Linked DNA regions of Homo sapiens: region 1 is linked to region 2. A link is an interaction called in ENCODE POLR2A ChIA-PET data of the cell type or tissue named here. Cell type or tissue: MCF 10A. All regions are shown on one strand. Links, peaks and the distances in the headings refer to the core of each region. The heading gives the core; the rest is flanking DNA. Region 1 overlaps CLSTN1 (calsyntenin 1). Region 2 has its middle 12 kb from the start of CTNNBIP1-AS1.

Region 1 (11,513 bases), core at 6,499-8,998, 70 kb before region 2:
ACATGTGGCTGGTGGCTGCTGCAAGAAGACAATGGACGCAGAGTGCTCCCCTTGGCACAGCAAGTCCCACTGGACAGAGTTGCTTTGAATTAGGGGTCTGCAAACTGCCGTTTCCAGAAAGTCCAACCTGTTCCTGATTTTGAAGAGCCCACACACTAAAAACAATTTTTAATAGTACTTCATAACATGAGAAAATTACATGAATTTCAAATACAAATACAGTTTCTTTTTGTTTGTTTGTTTTGAGATGGAGTCCTTGCTCTGTTGCCCAGGCTGGAGTGCAGTGGCACGATCTTGGCTCACTGCAAGCTCCACCTCCCGGGTTCACGCCATTCTCCCACCTCAGCCTCCCGAGTAGCTGGGATTACAGGTGCCTGCCACCACACCTGGCTAATTTTTTTGTTATTGTATTTTTAGCAGAGACGGGGTTTCACCGCGTTAGCCAGGATGGTCTTGATCTCCTGACCTCATGATCCGCCCGCCTCGGCCTCCCAAAGTGCTGAGATTACTGGCGTGAGCCACCGCGCCTGGCCTCAAATACAGTTTCTATAAATATATTTCACTGGAACACAGACATGCTCATTTGTTTAATGTATGGTCTCTGCTTTCACACTGCAAGGGCAGAGGTTGTTGCAGAGTTACATCATTGCGAAAGAGATCCGAGGGGCCCCAAAGCTTAAAATAGTCCCTATCTAGTTCTTCACCGAAAAGGTTTGCTGATCTCTGCTCTAGAGAGACACCCACGAGTAAAACTGCCTGGTATCAGATGTGTCCAAATGTTTTCCAGGATGTGCTAACTCACAATATTACATGTTTTGATGCATATTAATACTGCATAATACATTTTAAAGTAATTTAGGTTGCCCAGCTTTAATTTGGATAAAACTTCTCAGTTTTTGACTTGAGTTTACTGTGGAATAGCGAGGCAGTTCCACATCATCTGAACTGACATTAATGACAGTGACTGTGGTGTGCTTTCCTGACACAGGTCTCTCCATAGGTAAGTGCAGATTTCCTGCTTGTTGGTTGGTTGTTTTAGAGACAGGGTTTCCCTCTGTTGCCCAGGCTGGAATGCAATGATACAATCCTAGCTCTCAAAATAATCAATATTCTGAGTATTGACATTGGCTACTTTAATGAGTTCCACCAACAGGATATGGTGCCTCAAATCCACCAGTACTTATTCAATTGCTAGTCAGGCTGGCTCCTTTACCTACAAGGACTTAAAAAACCAACTCGCCAGGTTGGTAGTTCAAGGTGGCAGGTGCAGTGTGGGCTTTGCAAAACTCAGGCAGACCTGGGTCTTCCACACCAGCCTTGCAACCGAGCCCATCACTGCAGAGCCTGCTGAGCCATCTGCAGGGTCAGCCAGTACGCCTACCTCAAGGGGCCATTTGTGCATTCAACCTAAAACTCTACTTTTAATAAGGAAGACGGATCGGACTGGAGCAAGACAGGGGCTACCACAGTACCTCTGATGAGATACAATGAGGGCTGAACTAGGCACTGTCCCAAGGAGACATTTAAGGGATTTTTAGGGGAATAGATGGGACCTCCACCTCCTGAGTTCAAGCGATTCTCCCACCTCAGCCTCCCGAGTAGCTCAGACCACAGGTGCATGCCACCCATTCCCGGGTTTTTTTTTTTTTTTTTTTTTTTGGCTACAGGTGAGGTTTCACCATGTTGCCCAGGCTGGTCTTGGACTCCTGAGCTCAAGTGATCCACCTGCCTCAGCCTCCCTCAGAGCTGGGATTACAGGCATGAGCCACCACGCCCGCCCCAGTTCATGGTAGTCAAATGCATGCTACGGCACCATCACATACGAAGGTGCAGCTCCACCACTCGCTATCCTAAACTCAGCCTCTCTCAAACTCAAACAACCTCATCCGTTGCAGGGAAGGACCTCTCAGAATTGCCTCTCACATCCCAGTTCCTTTCTGCCCTGCTCCCTCCCACTCAATTCAGCTGGCTCTGTTACGCAAATCTACCTAAAACCCTGCTTTTATCAAGCTGAAGACACCCAACCAGGTTTCCCAGACAACCTCTCCAGTTAGGCTCTCCTAGGAATGGGCCAAATCCTTCCCAGTCTCTTTCCCCAAACCTTCATTCCCCTAGGAGATCATCTAAAATGGTCAAAAGGAACTTTACTTAAGAAATTTGAGGAGCAGGCCTGGTAGGTCACACCTGTAATCCCAGCACTTTGGGAGGCTGAGGTGGGTGGATCACCTGAGGTCAGGAGTTCGAGACCAGCCTGGCCAACACGGTGAAATCCTGTCTCTACCAAAAATACAAAAATTAGCTGGGAGTGGTGGCGTGTGCCTGAGGTCCCGGCTACTTGGGAGCCTAAGGTGGGAGAATCACCTGAGTCTCGGATGTTAAGCCTGTAGTGAGCCATTATCATGCCACTGCACTCCAGCCTCTGTACTCTGGGCGACGGAGTGAGACCATGTCTAAAAATTTTTTTAAAAATTTTTTTAAGGAATTTTTAAAGCAAAACATAAAAATATGAAAAATGGATGAACCCAACAAAGTATGGATTTGACTTCTGGATATCCAAAGTCACGTGCAGGGTTCTCAGCTGACAGCACTTTGCCCTCACTTTCCTCATCTGTGCCTTTGACAAACCCCAGCTTTAGGCTGGCCCTGCTGTTCTTTCGAAGTCTTCTTCCTAATCTGAGGATGGCCCCTCCTACACACGTCTCCCAGCTCTCAGGGGACCCTGCCCTTATATTGCAAATGTTTCCTTTGCTCCTTACGTATAACAGCTAAGGTTCTCTGATTGTAAGCAACAGAAATCCTTTCTAGGTAACTTAGCAAAAGGAAACTGATTGGAAAACTATCAGGAACTCATGGAACTGACTGTAGGCCAGAGAAAGGGACTTGGAAACAGGTGGAAGCCAAGGCGGCTGGAGACCAGGAAACAGGAACCGCAACAGTCCCACTGCAGAACAGCCTGGACAGACAGACCCGAACCGCAACTATTCTTAGCATCGCTGTCGCTCCACTCACCATTCAAACTTCAGGGAGGGGCACCTGTTCACTTGGCTAGGGGAAGCTGGGTAACAGGTTGTAGATCCACTGATCTGTGCCCAATGGGAAACGGATCACGGGGCTGTAAAGAAGAGAAAATGGGCCGGGTGTGGTGGCCCACACCTGTAATCCCAGCATTTTGGGAGGCCAAGGTGGGTGGATCACCTGAGGTCAGGAGTTCGAGACCAGCCTGGTCAACATGGTGAAACCCGTCTCTACTAAAAATACAAAAATTAGCCGGACATGGTGGCAGGCACCTGTAATTCCAGCTACTCAGGAGGCTGAGGCATGAGAATCGCTTGAACCCGGGAGGCAGAAGTTGCAGTGAGCCGAGATCACGCCACTGCACTCCAGCCTAGGCGACAGAGCGAGACTCTGTCTCAAAAAAAAAAAAAAAGAGAAAATGGACACTTGCCAAGCAGCGACTATCCACTTCTCCCCGCTGCACTCGGCCTTGGTGCCCACACTCAACGGCTCCGCTCCACTCGGCCTTGGTGCCCGCACTCAACGGCTCTGCTCCACTCGGCCTTGGTGCCCGCACTCAACGGCTGGGTGTCCGGGCTGTCCCTGACGTTGGGTGACCTCTGGCTTTCTTGCCAAGCAGCGACTATCCACTTCTCCCCGCTGCACTCGGCCTTGGTGCCCGCACTCAACGGCTGGGTGTCCGGGCTGTCCCTGACGTTGGGTGACCTCTGGCTTTCTTGCCAAGCAGCGACTATCCACTTCTCTCTGCTCCACTCGGCCTTGGTGCCCGCACTCAACGGCTGGGTGTCCGGGCTGTCCCTGACGTTGGGTGACCTCTGGCTTTCTTGCTTACTGGTCCAGGCTAGTTTCTGGAATGAGCTCATACGTGTCTCTAATCAGCAGTTTTTTCGGGGTACCTTTTTTTTTCTTTTTTTTGGAGACAGAGTCTCGCTCTGTCACCCAGGCTGGAGTGCAGTGGCACAACCTCAGCTCACAGCATCCTCCACCTCCTGCGTTCAAGTGATTCCTGTGCCTCAGCCTCCCGAGTAGCTGGGACTACAGGTGCACACCACCACGCCTGGCTAATTTTTGTATTTTTAGTAGAGACAGGGTTTCACCATGTTGGCCAGGCTGGTCTCAAACTCCTGACCTCAAGTGATCTCCTTGCCTCGGCCTCCCAAAGTGCTGGGATTACAGGTGTGAACCACTGCACCCGGCCTAGGATACCTTAAATATATGTAACAATAACCACAGACTCCAAGAGTTACGCTCTCGCAAGTTCCTCACTGACTACAGCAGTGGCTCTCAAATTCTAGTGTGCCAAAAATGGTCTGTGACGCTTGTTAAAAATGTGGTTTCCAAGCTCCATCCCCAGAAATTCTGACTTGGTGGTTCTAGGGGCAGAGCCCAGTGATCTGCATTTTGAGCAAGCACTGCCAGATGACTCCAACACAGACAGTCTGCAGACCTGGGAAGGTGGCCCATTGGGGGTTTGCAAACCTAGCTGGCTGGTATGGATTTCTCAGGTGCCACTCCTGGAGGTACAGACTAGGCAGCTGAGCATGGAGCTCAGGAACCTGCACTCTACACCAGGGCCCCAGGTGATCCAGACATAGCATTGGAAAACCCCATGCATCCATTCAGCCTAGCAATGGAAACCATGTGGACTCAAGTTGACTTCAATCCTGTGCTCCTCTATACCCCACGCCACACAAGCTGACCTGGTCACCTACCCTGGGAGGCCCTTCCAGTTCCCACCTCTGCTCCCACCTCTCCCCTCTCTTCACTGCCTATGCAAACTCCACCCACCCTTTACAGGACTCAAGCCCTGTAAACCACTGTAGAACCACTTCTGGGCTATCTCAGCCCATTCAGTGTTGCTACAAAGGAAGACCTGAGGCTGTGTAAGTTATAAAGAAAAAAGGTTTCTTTGGTTCACACTTCTGATGGCTGGAAAGTTCAAGGTTGGGCATCTGCATCTGATGAGGGCCTCAGGCTACTTCCACTCACTGCGGAAGGCCAAGGGGAATCGTGTGTAGAAATCACATGGTGAGGGAGAAAGAAAGAGAGAGAGAGAGAGAGAGAGAGGGAGAGAGAGAGGTGGGTGGGGGAGGAGGAGGAGCAACCACAGGCTCTTTTTAGCAATGAGCTCTTGTGGGAACTAAAAGAGTGAGAATTCACCCACTACCCCCCACCCCACCACCTCACCCCCATAGCCAGGGACAACATTAATCTATTCATGAAGGATTCACCCCCTGTGACCCAAACACCTCCCATTAGGCCCCACCTCCAACAATGGGATCAAGTTTCAGTTAGGGGCACCATGGCTCATGCCTGTAATCCCAACACTTTGGGAGGCCAAGGCAGGTGGATCACTTGAGGTCTGGGGTTCAAGGCCAGCCTGGGTAACATGGTGAAACCCTGTCTCTACTAAAAATACAAAAATTAGCCAGGTATGATGGCACAGGCCTGTAATCCCAGCTACTCGGAAGGCTGAGGTGGGAGAATCGCTTGAATATCTGAGGCAGAGGTTGCAGTGAGCTGAGATCCCGCTGCTGCATTCCAGCCTGGGTGATGAAGTGAGGCTCCATCTTTAAAAAAAAAAAAAAAAAAAAAAAAAAAGTTTCCACATGAGGTTTGGAGGGGACAAACATCCAAACTGCAGCACTTGCCTCCTTAGCCCACACCATCGTTGCCTCTGTCACTTGGGGCTGAACTACAAGTTTCCTAGTATCCTTTGCCAATCTTGGTTTGGCCCTCTTACCCACATTATCAGTGGCTTTGAAAACAGGAACCAACTTTTACACTTTTTTTTATCATCTCTGGAAAACCTAGCATAGCTACCTAGTATTTAATCATTACTGATCCCAAACTCTTCCTGGGTGGTGTCTACATCCAAAATGGGTCCATTCAAGTCAATCACGGTTAATAAGAAGCACCTGTCCTAACATTCAGCTACTTACTTAAAATTGTTACTCAATGCATTATTGCCTTCGATTAAGCTGAAGCATGTGAAATGTCATTTTTTTTTCAAATACCTTAATATTTCAACATTTAAAAAAATTGGGCCAGGCGCAGTGGCTCAGGCCTGTAATCCCAGCACTTTGGGAGGCAGGCAGATCAACTGAGGTCAGGAGTTCAAGACCAGCCTGACCAACATGGAGAAACCCCATCTCTACTAAAAATACAAAATTAGCCGGGCGTGGTGGCGGGCGCCTGCAATCCCAGCTACTCGGGAGACTGATACAGGAGAATCGCTTGAACCCAGGAGGCGGAGGTTGCGGTGAGCTGAGATCGCGTCATTGCACTATAGCCTGGGCGACAAGAGCGAGACTCCATCTCAGAAAAAAGAAAAAATTGGCCTGGTGCGGTGGCTCAATCCTGTAATCCTAGCACTTTAGGAGGCTGAGGCAGGGGGATCTTGAGGTCAAGAGTTTGAGACCAGCCTGGCCAATATGGTGAAACCCTGTCTCTACTAAAAATACAAAAATTAGCCGAAATCACTTGAACCCGGGAAACGGAGACTCCATCTCAAAAAAAGAAAAAAAAAAATGGAGGCCAGGCGCCGTTGCTCCACCTGTAATCCCAGCACTCTGGGAGACTGAGGCAGGTGGATCACCTGAGGTCAGCAGTTTGCGGCCAGCCTGGCCAACAAAGCGGAACCCTCCCTCTACTAAAAATACAAAAATTAGCCGGGCGTGGTGGCGGCGGGCGCCTGTAATCCCAGCTACTCAGGAGGCTGAGGCAGGAGAATCGCTTGAACCCGGGAGGTTGCAGTGAGCCAAGATCGCGCCACTGCACTCCAGCCTGGGCGACACAGCGAGACTCTGTCTCAAAAAAAAAAGGCAATTTCATGCAGGTCAACCAATTCACTGCTGCAAGCACAAGGTCAGCTCAGTTACATGTGCTAAAAAAGCAAAACTGGGCAGTGAAATGCAGCAGTTAACCCCACTGGCCACCCTCAGGGCATGTGAATCACATTCATAACAAAGAATACAGACAAGAGTATCACAGGGCTCCTCGGTGGGCTCTAACTGACTATCAATGAAAACTAAGTTCCCATTCTTGCCCTGAAACTTCTTTTGGATTCTATTTGTATCATTATGGTTCAACCAATCTTGTAAAACATCCATACTTAATCTGGAAAAGCAGGAAAGAGATTGCTAGAACACCACCACCTCCTAGAAGGAGGAGCTCTGAAGAGGAAACAAGAAGAGGAGGCACGGCTTCTGACAAGAACAGAATGCATCATCTTCAAGGCCCCAACCCTGTGGCCCACACATGAGGCTCAAGCTGGTAACTCTCCACGAAATATATAAAATGTAAACAAAATAGGCCGGGCGCGGTGGCTCACGCCTGTAATCCCAGCACTTTAGGAGGCCAAGGCGGAGGATCACTTGAGGCCAGGAGTTCGAGACCAGCCTGGCCAACATGGTGAAACCCCGTCTCTATTATAAATACAAAACATTAGCTGGCTCGTGGTGGTGCACGCCTGTGATCCCAGCTACTCGAGAGGCTGAGGCATGAGAATTGCTTGAACCCGGAAGGCAGAGGTTGCAGTGAGCCGAGATCGCGCCACTGCACTCCAGCCTGGGTGACAGAGCGAGACCCTGTCTCAAAAATAAATAGATAAATAATAAAATACAAAAATTGTTTTCTGACCCATGACTACTCAGGCTTTCAGCAGATTAAAGAGAAGGCGCAGAACAAGAAACTGAATCATTTAAATTTCCTAAAACACTTGACAAATACCAAGACTCTGTATCAGAATTTCACCCCAAGGAAACAATCCGGGCGAGACTGGATCTTCATTGTGAATGTCTGATTAGTGATGACTTACAAGGAGCTTCAATGACTAAGCTCCCAGCATTGCATGTGCATTCATTTCAGAGCTCTAACAAGTGAACTCCTGTGGCTACCCACACACACATGCCTTGTAGTGGGATCACACTATGAACTGGAATGTTCACACAGTGAGCTGGGCCCAGAGGCGGCTCTGTCACTTATGAGCTGTGTGATCCTGGGTAAACTCATCTCCTCCCTCTACAAATATCTATGGAGTGACTGTGTTCCAGGCACTGACGGAGGTTTTGGGGATAAAATGGAAAACAAAGTAGCTTCTCCTGCTGTCACGCAGCTGGCAGACACGCTGAGCCTGGTTCCTCACCTGGAGAACAGGGACAGTGGGCATGTCTACTGCGTAAGATTGGAGAAGAGAGGCTGGGCGCAGTGGCTCACGCCTGTAATCCCAGCATTTTGGGAGGCCGAGGCGGGCAGACTGCCTGAGCTCAGGAGTTCGTAACCAGCCTGGGGAACACGGTAAAACCCCGTCTCTAATAAAAATTACAAAAAATTAGCCAGGCATGGTGGCATGCACTTGTAGTCCCAGCTACTCGGGAGGCTGAGGCAGGAGAATTGCTTGAACCCAGGAGGCGGAGGTTGCAGTGAGCCGAGATAGCACCACTGCACTCCAGCCTGGGCAACAGAGCAAGACTCCATCTCAAAAAAAAAAAAAAAACCTGCTGAAAAGAATCGGAGAAAGTAACCCACACCGGGCCCTCAGAGCAACCTCTGCCACACTGCAGGCACTCAATAAACGTTAGATGCCACCACCATCACCACCCTCCTCCTCAACATGGTGCGAAATTAAACTCAATGTCATCACCCAAATCAATCTAAGATGAAAATAAGGCTCCAGGTCTAGCCTCTGTCTTATCCAAAAAATACTTAAGAAAGTCTGTAAGAAAATGCAACACTATAACGACTTTTGTAGAAAGATGAAAAAATATTTCTCACAAAATGTTAAGTGAAAAAATATTTTTAAAAGATTCTATTAGTAGTAATAACAGCAGCGGCAAATACTGTAGGTGGTAATTACTGTACCACCCACTGTTTAAAGCTCTTCACACGTATGAATAAAGAAGCTAACATTCCCCCAAACCAATGAGGTCTGTGACATTAATGAGGTCTGTGACATCTTATCCTTTTACAAATGATGAAATGGAGGCACAGAAAGGGTAAGTAATTTGCCTAAGGCCACACAGCCAATAAGTAGCAGAGCTACGATTCACTCACTGGTCCCTCGGCTCTAGGGTCTCTGTTCCTGACCTCCCTTGCTCAGTCTCATAGGGTCCTGTTCTGTGCTGGGTGGCACCATGGGGGCGGGGTTGTCCTGGACGGCACCATGGGGGCGGGGTTCTGTGTTCGGTAGCACCATAGGGATGGGGTTCTATGTTGGGCAAGATCATGGGGGCGGGGTTCTGTGCTGGGCGGCACCATGGGGGCGGAGTTCTATGTTGGGCGGCACCATGGGGGCGGGATTCTGTGTTGGGCGGCACCATGGGGGCGGGATTCTGTGTTGGGCGGCACCGGGGGGCGGGGTTCTGTGCTGGGCGGCACCAGGGGGGCGGGGTTCTGTGTTGAGCGGCACAATGGGGGTGGGGTTCTGTGCTGGGTGGCACCATGGGGTTGGCGATCTGTGTTGGGTGGCACCATGGGGGCGGGGTTCTGTGCTGGGTGGCACCATGGGGGCGGGGTTCTGTGCTGGGTGGCACCATGGGGGCGGGGTTCTGTGTTGGGTGACACCATGGGGGCAGGGTTCTGTGTTGGGTGGTATCATGGGGGCGGGGTTCTGTTAGGTGGCACCATGGGGGTGGGGTTCTGTGCTGGGTGGCACCATGGGGGTGGGGTTGTGTTGGGTGGCATCATGGGGGCGGGGTTCTGTGTTGGGTGACACCATGGGGGCGGGGTTCTGTGTTAGGTGGCACTATGGGGGCGGGGTTCTGTGTTGGGTGGCACCACGGGGGTGGGGTTCTGTGTTGGGTGGCACCAAAGCAACAGAAGAGGGAGGGAGGGAGGAAGCAACACAGGGAGAAAGTAAAGGAGAAAGGGAAAGAGGGAGGGAGGGAGGGAGGAAAAGGGGGAAGGAGGGAAGAAGGGATGGAAGGAGTGAGGGAGGGGGGAACAGAAGGAGGGAATGAGGGAGAGAGGGAGAAAGGGGAAAAGGGAGGGAGGGAGAGGGAGGGAGAGAGGAAGGAAAGGACAGAGGGAGGAAGCGAAGGAGGGAAGGAGAGAGAGAGGAAGGAAATGAGAGGGAGAGAGGGAGGGAGGAAGGGAGGGAAGGAAGGAGGGAGGGAGGTAAGGAGGGATACGGCTGCAGGTCAGGTGCTCCCTCCCCCCCATGCAGCTGCCCACTCCTCCAGCAGAGGACCCCACGCTTCAGTCAAGGGGATCAGTTGCACTCCTGTGTGTATACTAAAGGACTGAAAACCTATGTCCACACAAAGACCTGTACAGGAATGTTCACAGCAGCATGACCCATAATAGCCAAAAAGTAGAAGCAACTCAAATGTCCATCAGTGGATGAACAGAGAAACAAAATGTGATCTACTCATAGAATGAAATAATATCCAGCAACAAAAAAAGGAATGAGGGGCTGCTAGGCACCTAACACAGGTAAACTGTGAAATCACCATGCTGGGAGACGCCCATCACAAAAAGCCGTACAGTGCATTTACATGATTATCCAGAATAGAGAAATCTGTAGTGGTAGCCAGGGCTTGGGAGTGAAGGAGACTGAGGGATGAGTGCCACTTGGTGCAAGGGTTCCTTTTTGGGGTGATGAAAATGTTCTGGAGTTAGACAGTGGTTGGCAGGTGCATGGTTTTTGGAACATTCTAAAACTCAATGAGCTGTACACTTTAAAAGGGTGATTTTTTGGCAGGGCGCGGTGGCTCACGCCTATAATCCCAGCATTTTGGGAAGCCGAGGCAGGCAGATCACGAGGTCAGGAGATTGAGACCACGGTGAAACCCCATCTCTACTAAAAATACAAAAAATTAGCCGGGCGCGGTGGCGGACTCCTGTAGTCCCAGCTAATCGGGAGGCTGAGGCAGGAGAATGGCGTGAACCCGGGAGGCAGAGCTTGCAGTGAGCCGAGATCGCGCCACTGCACCCCAGCCTGGGCGACAGAGTGAGACTCCGTCTCAAAAAAAAAAAAAAAGGGTGATTTTTGTGGCATATGAATTATCTCCAAAAAAGAAAAAAGAAAGAAAAAATATTATATGAGTAACTGTGCTTCCCCCATGAAAATATCCAAAAGGAAAATATTGACTTATCTATCCACTATGGCAAATACAACCAAGTTACCACTATAATTGGATTTAAATTGCTTTTCTATACAGTTAAAATACATATCACAACATATAATTTTTGTACATCAGTAAAAAAAACCTGAGAATCTCTAAAAAATAAACTTGTATAAGTATTATTTCATCTAGAATATCTTAAGTTTGAGAAATACACAATAAAATTAAATACAGTAAGAAAAAAATATTTCATTGATAAGACTTTTTCTTTCAAAGTTAACACTCGGCGTACATTTCATTTCCTACTTCCTTGTGAACTTCGTGCAGTTAAAGATGTAGCTACGTCATCGTAGCAGGCAGCTGTCCCGCCTGGGCTGGAGCCCTGCCTCTGCACCCCCCGACCAGCTACACGCCCAGAGCAATAGCTTAACT
Region 2 (11,513 bases), core at 4,015-6,514:
AAGGTGGGATGAGGATTGGGGTTTTGTGCTCATGCTGCCTCCCACTGCAAAACCAAAGGCAACACACAGCATGTTCCCCTTCCCTCTGTGGATGGGCAGCTGGGGGAGGTCCCTTGTGTGTGTGTGTGGTGGTGGGGAGGCGGCGGCTATTTTATTCTGCAGCACGAATTATACACCCCAACGCAATATACAGCACACACAACATGTAGGCAAACGTGATCCCTAGCCTCTGGGGATACACAAGCCAAACACGACATGCCTATCCACACATAGCACCCCAGTGCCAAGAGAATGGGCTGGGTTTGCAGGGAGGAGCAAGAGAGGAGGGAAAGCCTGAGGCAGAAGGGTCACGGCTTCCCCTACACTGCAGAGGAAATGGCACAGAGAAAACAGCACCAAGCTTAGAGTCAGGAGACCTGGGTTCTATCCATAGCTCTATCATAATATGTTGGAACTGGGGGAGGCTGTTGGGTAAGGTGGTTAAAAAACAAAAAAAAAGGAGGAATGTCTTATATGGCCTTGATTCAAATAGACTTCGGTTCCAGTTACTAGCAGAAAAGACCAGACAACCTGATCACTCTGAGCTTCAGTTTCCTCACCTGTAAAATGGGCAAAATAATAATACCTCCTTGGGCCAGGCGTGGTGGCTCATGCCTGTAATGCCAGCACTTTGGGAGGTTGAGGCAGGTGGATCACCTGAGATCAGGAGTTCGAGACCAGCCTGGCCAACATGGTGAAACCCTGTCTCTACTAAAAATACAAAAATTAGCTGGGCGTGGTGGCGGGCGCCTGTAGTCCCAGCTACTCGGGAGGCTGAGGCAGGAGAATTGCTTGAACCTGGGAGGCGGATCTCTTGAACCTGAGATCACGCCATTGCACTCCAGCCTGGGCAACAAGAGCAAAACTCCGTCCAGATAATAATAATAATAATAATAATACCTCCTTTAGATTGTTGTATTAAGTGAGAGGATACAGATAAAGCGTTTAGCTCAGCGTTTGACACAAGTAGATGCCCAGTTAGGTGATTGCTCTTACAGTGATGGTGGTGGTGGTGATATATGTGGGTGTACTTTGAAAAGTCTAGGCCGGGCCAGGCGCGGTGGCTCACACCTGTAATCCCAGCACTTTGGGAGGCCAAGGCGGGCGGATCACGAGGTCAGGAGATCAAGACCATCCTGGCCAACACGGTGAAACCCCGTCTCTACTAAAAATACAAAAAAAAATTTAGGCGGGCGTGGTGGTGGGCGCCTGTCGTCCTAGCTACTCAGGAGGCTGAGGCAGGAGAATGGCGTGAACCTGGGAGGCAGAGCTTGCAGTGAGCCAAGATAGCACCACTGCACTCCAGCCTGGGCAATAGAGCGAGACTCCATCTCAAAAAAATAAATAAATAAGGAAAAAAAAAGTCTAGGCCAGGTGTGGTGGTTCACGCCTGTAATCTCAGCACTTTGGGAGGCCAAGGCAGGCAAATACCTGAGGTCGGGAGATCGAGACCAGCCTGACCAACATGGAGAAATCCCATCTCTACTAAAAATACAAAAATTAGCTGGGCGTGGTGACACATGCCTGTAGTCCCAGCTATTCAGGAGGCTGAGGCAGGAGAATTGCTTGAACCCAGGAGGTGGAGGTTGCAGTGAGCCAAGATCATGCCATTGCACTCCAGCCTGGGTAACAGAGCAAGACTCCATCTCTGAAAAAAAAAAAAGAAAGAAAGAAAAGAAAAGTCTAAGGAGGAGATGGGCACAGTGGCCATGCCTGTAATCCCAGCACTTTGGAAGGCTGAGACGGGCGGCCACCTGAGGTCAGGAGTTTGAGACCAGCCTGGCCACCCATGGTCAATATGGTGAAACCCCATCTCTATTAAAAATACAAAAATTAGCCGGGAGTAGTGGCGGGCACCTGTAATCCCAGCTACTTGGGAGGCTGAGGCAGGAGCATGGCTTGAACCCGGGAGGCAGAGGTTGCAATGAGCTGAGATTGCGCCACTGCACTCCAGCCTAGGTGACTGTGGGAGACTCTGTCTCAGAAAAAAAAAAAAGAAAGAAAGTCAGTCTAAGGAGATGATGATGCTATTATAACTACTATCATGTAGCACATCAGCATTTGCATTTGTAAGCATACTCCCTGTTTCAAAGAGCATCTATATGCATTTTGGTCTAACAGTAATCTCCTGGATGGAGGTTCTTATCATTCCCCTTTAACTGGTGGGAAGCAGGAGTTTAGAGGGGTTGAGTGGCTTGTCAAGACCATTCAACTGACCAAGGACAGTGGCTCACACCAGTAATCTTAATTCTTTGATGAGGCTGAGACGGAAGGATATCTTGAGGCCAGGAGTTCAAGACCAGCCTGGGCAATATAGTGAAACCTCATTTCTACCAAAAAAAAAAAAAAAAAAAGTTAGTTGGGCATGGTAGCAGGTGCCTGTAGTCCCAGCTGCTCGGGAGGCTGAGGCAGGAGGATCACTTGAGCCCAGGAGTTCAAGGCTGCAGTGAGCTATGATGGCACCACTGCACTCCAGCCTAGGTGACAAAGCAAGACCCTGTCTCTGAAAAAAGACCTTCCAGCTTAGAAGTACCATAGCCAGGCCTCAGATGAGGCTTCTCTGGCTTTTTGGTGCTTTTTCCTTGACCTTGAAGCTCCCTAGGCCAGAAAACTGCAGTAAAAATCAGAGCCAGACTTCAGGACGTCTAGTCCTCTCCAGCCCCCCGCTCATGTAGTTGTTTGCAGACACAGCTCTTTTTCCTCCTTCCTCTTCTGGGTGACAGGGATTAACACCCACCCCACCCCTAGAGATCTAGAAATACAAATACAGCCCACACATTGTTCTGTGGGCTAGCCCTCCAGGAAACAATCTACATTCATTTCTGATTTCATGCTGGTAGCAATCCCATGCAATGAATACTATTATTATTATTAATTTTTTTTGAGATGGAGTCTCGCTGTGTCATCCAGGCTGGAGTGCAGTGGCAAAATTTTGACTCACTGCAACCTCTGCCTCCCAGGCTCAAGTGATTCTCCTGCCTCAGCCTCTCTAGTAGCTGGGACTACAGGCGCCTGCCACCACACCTGGCTAATTTTTGTCTTTTTAGTAGAGATGGGGTTTCACCATGTTGGCCAAGCTGGTCTTGAACTCCTGGCCTCAAGTGATCCACCCACCTCTGCCTCCCAAAGTGCTGGAATTACAGGTGTGAGCCACTGTGCCTAGCCTTATGAATACAATTAGTATCCTTATTTTACAGAAGAGTACACTGGGGCTCAGAGAGGTTATGCGATTTGCCCAAAATCACACAGCAAAGTGGTAAAGCCAGGATTCAAACCTAGATCCGCGGCCCTAAAGCCGACGCTCTTCCCCACATTACTGCTCTGATGGTGAACGTTTCTGCAAGGCCATGAGAAGACAGAGGGGCACCAAGGTGGAAGAACTGCTTGGCTGCTGGTGTCCATCCTGTTTGATAGCCCCCTCCAGCTCTGAGAACTCATGCTATGGTGAGTGTCAGAGTGGAGCCAAGACACTGGGATGGAGCAGTGGCGGGAGGGGGGTCCCTGACCGTAGGCTGCCAGGAAGTCCTCTCTATGCAAGGACAAACCTGTCTTGATCATCCCAAGCCAGAGCACGCACTCACACTCGTGCAGACATGCCTCCTCACTTGCAAGCAGCCCTTTCAGGTGTTCACACCCTTCTCGAACTTTCTCTCATTTAACCCTGGCTCTGCTACTTCCTAGTTCTGTGGCTTCTCTTGTCTATTTCCTCATCTATAAAATGCGATAGTAATGACACGGGCCTCATAGGGATGTTGTGTAGATTAAATATGATAAAGCAAGGGCTGGGCACGGTGGCTCGTGCCTGTAACCCCAGCACTTTGGGAGTCCGAGGTGGGCGGATCGCTTGAGATCAGGAGTTTAAGACCAGCCTGGCTAACATGGTGAAACCCCGTCTCTACTAAAAATACAAAAATCGGCCAGGTGTAGTGGTGCATGCCTGTAGTCCTAGCTACTTGGGAGGCTGAGGCAGGAGAATCGCCTGAACCCAGAGGGTGGAGGTACAGTGAGCTGAGATCGTACCACTGCACTCCAGCCTGGACAACAGAGCGAGACTCCGTCTCAAAAAAAAAAAAAATTATAAAAAACAGCAACAACACAACACATGAAATGCAGGTGTCCGAGGTGTCCAGCCCACTGCGAGTGCTCAGTGAACGGTGGCTCTCATTCTAGCTAGGACCGTTACTGGGCATCCCACAACCCCCAGGGCATGGACAGGGTAGATGTGGCTGACCCTCCTCCTCTCCTCTGCCCTCTACCTGGCCAAATCCTTCTAGTTCTTTGAGTCACTGAGGACTGAGTCCCTGGGTCTCTGATGAGGGAGACCCAGCTAGGTGCCTTCCTCCCAGAGCCTACCCTCCCTGTGGACCTGACCCACGCCCCCAGGCATCTCCAGATGCCTGATCTGGGGCCCAGAACGTCCCAGCAAGCCTTGTTGACAAGGGCCTGCCACTGCCCCATTCCCTGTCCAGCCTGCGGGAAAAGCTGCGAAGGAAACGCTTACCCAGGGAGGGACGTCTCTGCTTCTACTCCTGTGTGCACCCCGCTGCCAGGGACCCCCCAAGGCCTCTGCTTTCCAGTTCCCCTTGGGCCTGAAGGGGCAGCAGGAGGGAGGGTGATTCCTGCCTCCTCTCCCTTCTCGCTCAGCCGGCCTCATTGAAGTTGCAGCGCTGGGACTTTGATCATCAGAGGGCATTGATTTAGGGGATGCAAATGAGAAGACTGCCGGTCTGAGGAAGACAGGCTTCTCCCCTGACAGCCAGTGGATGGGGCTCCGAGAATTCTCAATGAGCCTCCCTGCAGCTGGCTTAGCAGGAGCCAGGGAGGAGCCCGGAGCAGCCTGGGAAAGGCAGGGAGGCAAACTGGAAGTGCGCTGGAGCAACATGGGCCCCTCCCACTCTGCCCAGACCACGGGAAGTAGGGATGACCTAGTGGCCCGGAGAGGGGTGGTGTGGAGGAGTCTGTGAATCTCCTTCCTCCCCTGGTCCTTGGCAGCACAGGCCCAGCTTGGAGCTGTGCCGAGTGGGTGAAGAAAGACCACCTGAGCTGCAGGCTGAAGCCTCATTCTGTCCCTGGTCTGCTGCAGCCAAGCCAGGGAGCTGAAGGAGGAGGCAGATGGGCAGGCCGAGGGCAAGGAGCCTCCACACATGGTGGAGGGCGGGGGAGGCTCTGCCTGGTGCCAGCGCTGGGCAGGAGGTGCTGCATGTTAAGATCACAGCTAGTGCCAGCTTCCAGGCCTGAGCAGGCCACCTTCCAGCTGCAGGAGGCAAGCACGGGCAGGACAGTCTCCAGATAGCCTGTCTCTGGGGCCATGGAAACACAGAGCACTCAGGCCTGCTGCTGAGACGGGCACCAGGAAGAAGGGACATGAGCATTGTGCTACAGCATTTGGCCATCTGCCCCTGGACCTGTCTGCCACTCTAGGGATGAGGAGAGATGGCAGCCCTGAGCGTCATGTCTCCAAAGCCAACCCAGACCTGCCCCAGGGCCCCCAAATAGTCCTCACCTGTATGTGAGTCACACCGTGCCACAGAGAACAACCCCCAGAGCACCTGAATCACTTCCTCCCTGCGCCAGGTGTCTGCCAAGGCCCCAGTCAGGCTGCCACAGTGTCAGGACTTGCAGAAGGCTCTGGAAACCTCGCTTCTGCAGCCTGAAGCTAAGAGGCCCTTGGACACCTTTATCTTGCCTCTAGCCAAAAAGGCCAGGCTTTGGTGCCTGGCTCTGGACAGGATCCAACCAGGGTGCCCCACTGTCTTATCCGTCCCCTCCTCTGAGCCTCCCCCGGAGATTTGCCCTGAGCAGGATGAAGGGGAAACGGATGGGAATTTGTTCATCTTTGCTAATTTGAAAAGGGGCATAAACAGTGGAGCTCCGTTGCAAGGCTCTGCAGAGGGTGTGGTTTAGGTCCAATTATGTGCGATTAGTGGATTTGTTCTTTGTTCTGTGGCATATTAATTGCAGATCTGGTATTCTGGCAATTAACACAATTATGGGGTCCGTTTCTCTTCCGGCAGGTCGTAAGCCACATGCTTTCGGCCAGGGAGTTCGAGCTGGTGAGAGGGAGGGGGATACCCGTGAGGAGAATGTCCAATGTTATATGGGTTCAATTATGTTCCCCCCCAAAACTTAGATGTTGAAGTCTTAACCCCCACTACCACAGAATGTGACCTTATTTCAAAACAGGGTCTTTACAGAGGTTATCAAGTTAAAATGCAGTCATTAGGGTGATCCCTAATCTAATAGGACTGGTGTCCTTATAAAAAGAGGAGGTTAGCGCCGGGCACGGTGGCTCACGCCTGTAATCCCAACACTTTGGGAGGCCAAGGCAGGCGGATCACAAGGTCAGGAGATCGAGACCATCCTGGCTAACATGGTGAAACCCCATCTCTACTAAAAATACAAAAAATTAGCCAGGCGTGGTGGCGGATGCCTGTAGTCCTAGCTACTCAGGAAGCTGAGGCAGGAGAATGGCATGAACCTGGGAGGCAGAGCTTGCAGTGAGCTGAGATAGTGCCACGGCACTCCAGCCTGGGCAACAGAGCAAGCTCCATCTCAAAAAAAAAAAAAAAAAAAGAGAGGTTAGGAGGTTAGGACACACTCACAGAGGGAAGACAACATGAAAAGACATAGGAAGACGGCCATCTGCACACAAGCCAAGGAGAGCGGCCCGGGACACCTTCCCCACAGCCCTCAGAAGGAGCCAATTACTGCTTGGGAGTCTGAATGTAGAATGAAAGAAAGAGAGAGAAAAAAGGAAAGAGGGAGAGAGCAATAAAGAAAGGAAAGAGAGAGAGAGAAGAAAGAAAAGAAAGAAAGGAAAGAAAGAGGAAGGAAGGGAAAGGAGGAAGGGAGGAAGGAAGGAGGGAAGGAAGGAAGGAAAGAACGAAAGAAAAGGAAAGGAAGAAGAAAGAAAGAAAGAAAGAAAAAGAAAGAGAAAGAAAAAGAGAAAATTTTAAGGCTGGGCGCAGTGGCTCATGCCTGTAATCCCAGCACTTTGGGAGGCTAAGGCCGGCAGATCATATGAGCCCAGGAGTTTGAGGCCAGCCTGGGCAAGATGAGGAAACCTCATCTCTACTAAAAATACAAAAATTAGCTGGGCACAGTGGCAGGTGCCTGTAGTCCCGGCTACTCGAGAGGCTGAGGCAGGAGAATTGCTTGAACCCGGGAGGCGGAGGTTGCAGTGAGCCGAGATTGCACCACTGCACTCCAGCCTGGGTGACAGAGTGAGATCCTGTCTCCAAAAAATGAACAGATAAATAAATTTTAAAAAGAAAGAACGGGCCGGGAGCGATGGCTCATGCCTGTAATCCCAGCACTTTGGGAGGCCGAGGGGGGCGGATCACGAGGTCAGGAGATCGAGACCATCCTGGCTAACACAGTGAAACCCTGTCTCTACTAAATATACAAAAAAAATTAGCCGGGTTTGGTGGCAGGCGCCTGTAGTCCCAGCTACTTGGGAGGCTGAGGCAGGAGAATGGCGTGAACCTGGGGGGCAGAGATTGCAGTGAGCGGAGATCGCGCCACTGCACTCCAGCCTGGGTGACAGAGCGAGACTCCATCTCAAAAATAAATAAATAAAAGATAAAAAGAAAGAACGGACCCTGTTGACCTTTCGTTTTTGTTTTTGTTTTTGTTTTGAGACAGGGTCTCGCTCTATCACCCTGGAGTACAGGGGCACGGTACCTCAGCCTCTCAAATAGCTGGGACTACAGGTGCACGCCACCACACCCAGCTAAGTTTTTAATGTTTTGTAGAGATAGGGTCTCACACTCCTGGGCTCAAGCAATCCACCCGCATTGACCTCCCAAAACGTTAGGACTGCAGGTATGAGCCACCATGCCCGGCCCGTGCTGACATGTTGATTTCAAACCTCCAGCCTCTAGAACTGTTAGAAGACGAGTTTCTGTTGTGTCAGCCACCCAGTGTGTGGTACTTTGTTACAACAGCCCTAGCAAACTAGTAGACCCACCTCTGTCGCAGGCAGTGTCTGCCAGGTGGGACACGGAAGCAGGGGTGGGGCCCCGCGTTGCTGTCTGTCTAGAAGTCACGATGAGAGATCGGCTGCCATAGTAACTGCTCTTCGGCATCTCCCCGGGGTTTGCCCATCAATGCCACCTCTGTTCTCCCAGTCCCTAGGTCTTTGTTCTCCAGGGCATGGCTGCTGGAGTCCCTTCTCCCCTCTGCACCCTTCGCTAAGTAGTCACCTGGCCCTGCCAATCCTGGATTCATCCCTTCCTTTCCCCTTTGTCTCCTAATCCTGATGGCAGAGGGTTACCTGCCCTGTAAACAGAGTATATGTTATTTTCCAAGTTAAACTAATTATAATAGGTATCTGTGCAGTGCTTTACAACCGACAGGATTCCTATCAAAGATCTCTTCTCATTCCGTACTTATAACAACTTACGGAAGTTGACTTTTTTTCTTTTTTGAGACAGGATCTCACTCTGTCACTTAGGCTGGAGTGTAGTGGCATGATCACCGCCTCACTGCAGCCTTGACCTTCTGGGCTAAAGCAATCTTCCCACCTCAGCCTCCAGAGTAGCTAGGACTACAGGCGTGTGCTACCACGCCCAGCTAATTTGTGTATTTTTTGTAGAGACAAGGTCTCGCCCTGTTGCCCAGGCTGGTCTTGAACTCCTAGGCTCAAGCAATCCACCCACCTTGGCCTCCCAAAGTGTTGGGATTACAGACACGAGCCACTGCACTTGGCCGGAAGTTGGTATTAACACCCATTTTATAGATGGGGAAACTGAGGCTCAGAGAAGTCACATACCCATAAATAGCAGAGCTCAGACTTCAACTAAGACCTCTGATATACATCTAGTTTTCTTTATTCACACCAGCAGTTTTCATGAGGTATTCCACCAAATATTCAAAAAGGGCTCCGTCAGCTGGGTGGGGTGGCTCACACCTGTAATCCCAGCACTTTGGGAGGCCAAGGTGGGCGGATCATCTGTGGTCAGGAGTCAATCAGAGATCACCCTGGGATTGTTTTTGGCGCTGGGAGAACAGCCTCCTTTCTGCTGAAGTTGCCAGGGGCCATGTCTCCCCATAGGAGGAGATGCCAGTCTGTCATAGGAGATAATGAGGCCAACAGGCAGAGTCAAGAAGAAACAGAATAAATGGTCCTAAAGGGAGAGGGTGTTTGGGAAGCAGTCCCTCAGGCCCTGGTCCCTGAGGCCCGGATCCCTGCACAATTGCCTTAATCCTGTGAGCTACCTTGAAACACTTCCAGAGATGAGAGCCAGCTGGAGTTGGGTTTCTGTTGTCTGTAATCCTAGTCAAACCAAAAAGTCTGCCCAGACAAGTCCTCAAGCCCCTTCAGCAGCCCAGAATTGATTTATCAGCCAAGACAGGCTCAGGGTGCCACGCGGTGCCAGGGCCCAGCCCCACTGAAACATCCCCTAAGGAACATGAGCCAGTAAAGCCAACAGGATGCACTCCTCTCTAGATCCTGGATTTCCTTGTTGTCAGCACCACTTTGGTTCAGAAAATAGGATCAGGGTACCTGTGGGCCACAGAGGGTTCAGCAGAGAAGCCACTCAAAAGTCAGGATGATTCAGTCATTTACCGAGCCCTTGTGGAAAGCCCACTATATGTCAGGTGCCGAGGACATGGCAGTGAAGAAGCCAGACAAGATCCAACCATGCAACTTGGCTTCTAGCGTGAGGAGTGAAACATAAACAAGTAAACAAAGAAATTCATGAATAAAAAAATAAAACAGGAAAACGGGAGTGTGTTACAGAGTGGAAAGCAAGGCTGGGCGCGGTGTCTCATGCCCGTAATCCCAGCACTTTGGGAGGCCGAGGCAGATGGATCCACTTGAGGTCAGGAGTTCAAGACCAGCCTGGCCAACATGGCGAAACCCCATCTCTACTAACAATACAAAAATTAGCCAGGCACAGTGGTACCTGCCTGTAGTCCCACTTACTCGGGAGGCTGAGGCAGGAGAATCGCTTGAACCCAGGAGGTGGGGGTTGCAGTGAGCCGAGATCATGCCACTGCACTCCAGCCTGGGTGACAGTCAAAAAAAGAGTGGAAAGCAAAATAGGGTGGTCAGGGTGAACACTCTGAGGGGGTGACATTGGAGCTGACATCTGAACATGGAGAAGGATTCAGCCATAGAGGAAGAACATTCCAGGCAAAGGAACAGCAGGTACCAAAGCCCCAAGGTGGGAGAAGCTCAGCATCTGAGGAACAAAAGGAGGCTGGTGGCTGGAGTGGGAAGAACAGGGGGACGACAGAGATGAGGTCGGATTAACAGGAGCCCTATCACCACGGCCTTGGGCTGCGCATGCCAAGAAGGGCAGATTGAGTCCTAAGAGCAAAAGGCAGGTCTGCCTTGCAGGGTCCAGGGTGGGGACCAGGACAGCCTTACTTGTGATGCCAAAGATGCCAGAAAAAGCAAGTGGCTCTCAGTCATGACCTTTTGGGGGAACCCTTGGACTGGGAACAGAACAGCAAGAGCTGGCACCACATGACCTCAGGGGCTCCAGAGATCGCTGGTGCAACCTGAGTGGTCAGGAGAGGCAGGTTCTGCTGCAGAAACAAGCAGGCCCAAGATGCCCAAGGCATGAAACAACATGCTTCCTCTGTTGCTCGTGGCCAGGACTCAGGCTGATGGGGCAGCTGCTTCTGGAACATTATAAAATGGCTCTCACTTCTGCCCACATTTCATTGGCTAAAGCAAGTTAGGGCCACACTCAAACTAAAGTGGGTGGGGAAATACAATCCCATTAAGGGCCTGGAAGGCAAAGAGCTGGGAATTTCTGGGGAACAACATTAATGACTCCCACAGCCCCCTGGAGGCTCAGACACACACGATGGAGTTACCCAGGGTGAGTGGCAGAGTGGGCTGTAGACCCACCTGGGCTCCTGGACAAGCACTGTCTGCCGTGCCGCCCTCCCCTCCCCACACTGCCCAGCCTCCTCCACTACCTAATGACCACTAATAGCTTAATCTCCTAAGCCTCTTGGCCCCTTCTGCACACCAGCATCTGCTCATCCTCCCAGCATCTCAGAGGAGGGATGGGGTGAATCCCCTGGTTACCACCCAGGGAACTAGGACACCCCTTCTTGCCCTTCTTCTCCCTTAGGACCAATGTCTGGGCCTCACATAGACCACATAGCTTGGGGAGGGGGTGGGAAGAGCAAGCCCCGCCCGGCCCTGGCAGCTGCATCAGCAGCTTAAGCAGGAACCACAGCAGGGCCTGGGCAGCTGCCAGGTTCGAGCCTAACCTCCCAGGCTCGTCCTGACAAATTGCCCTCCTAACATGTTCTGCTTCCGAAGCTGCTTCCCAGGGGTCCTCCCTGGGAAGGTGCCAGAAAAAGCAACTGGCTCTCAGACACGACCTTTTGGGAGAACCCTTAGACTGGGAACAGAACGGCAAGAGCTGGCACCATGTGACCTCAGGGGCTCCAGAGACCACCGGTGCAACCTGAGTGCTCAAAAGAGGCAGGCTCTGCTGCAGAAA

Evidence for each region. Peaks named below come from ENCODE experiments on the same cell type or tissue, not always from the same donor. Only the 100,000 strongest peaks of a DNase experiment are listed, where the experiment ranks them.
Region 1: POLR2A ChIA-PET joins it to region 2 with 14 read pairs; 4 of 35 experiments call an interaction of 5 or more read pairs at or near these places.

Annotation. Positions count from the first base shown.
Region 1 is chr1:9,759,049-9,770,561 of GRCh38, forward strand. All of the region lies in intron 2 of CLSTN1 (calsyntenin 1), which reads right to left. Among named protein-coding and RNA genes, the nearest start is that of CLSTN1, 59 kb to the right of the region's middle. RefSeq lists a silencer at 8,969-9,169. In MCF 10A, for the core only: no CTCF peak of the experiment used is centred there; DNase peaks (open chromatin) are centred at 6,963 and 7,863.
Region 2 is chr1:9,831,057-9,842,569 of GRCh38, forward strand. No RefSeq gene overlaps it. Among named protein-coding and RNA genes, the nearest start is that of CTNNBIP1-AS1, 12 kb to the right of the region's middle. RefSeq lists enhancers at 4,605-5,206, 5,207-5,806, 11,037-11,513. In MCF 10A, for the core only: no CTCF peak of the experiment used is centred there; DNase peaks (open chromatin) are centred at 4,995, 5,265 and 5,505.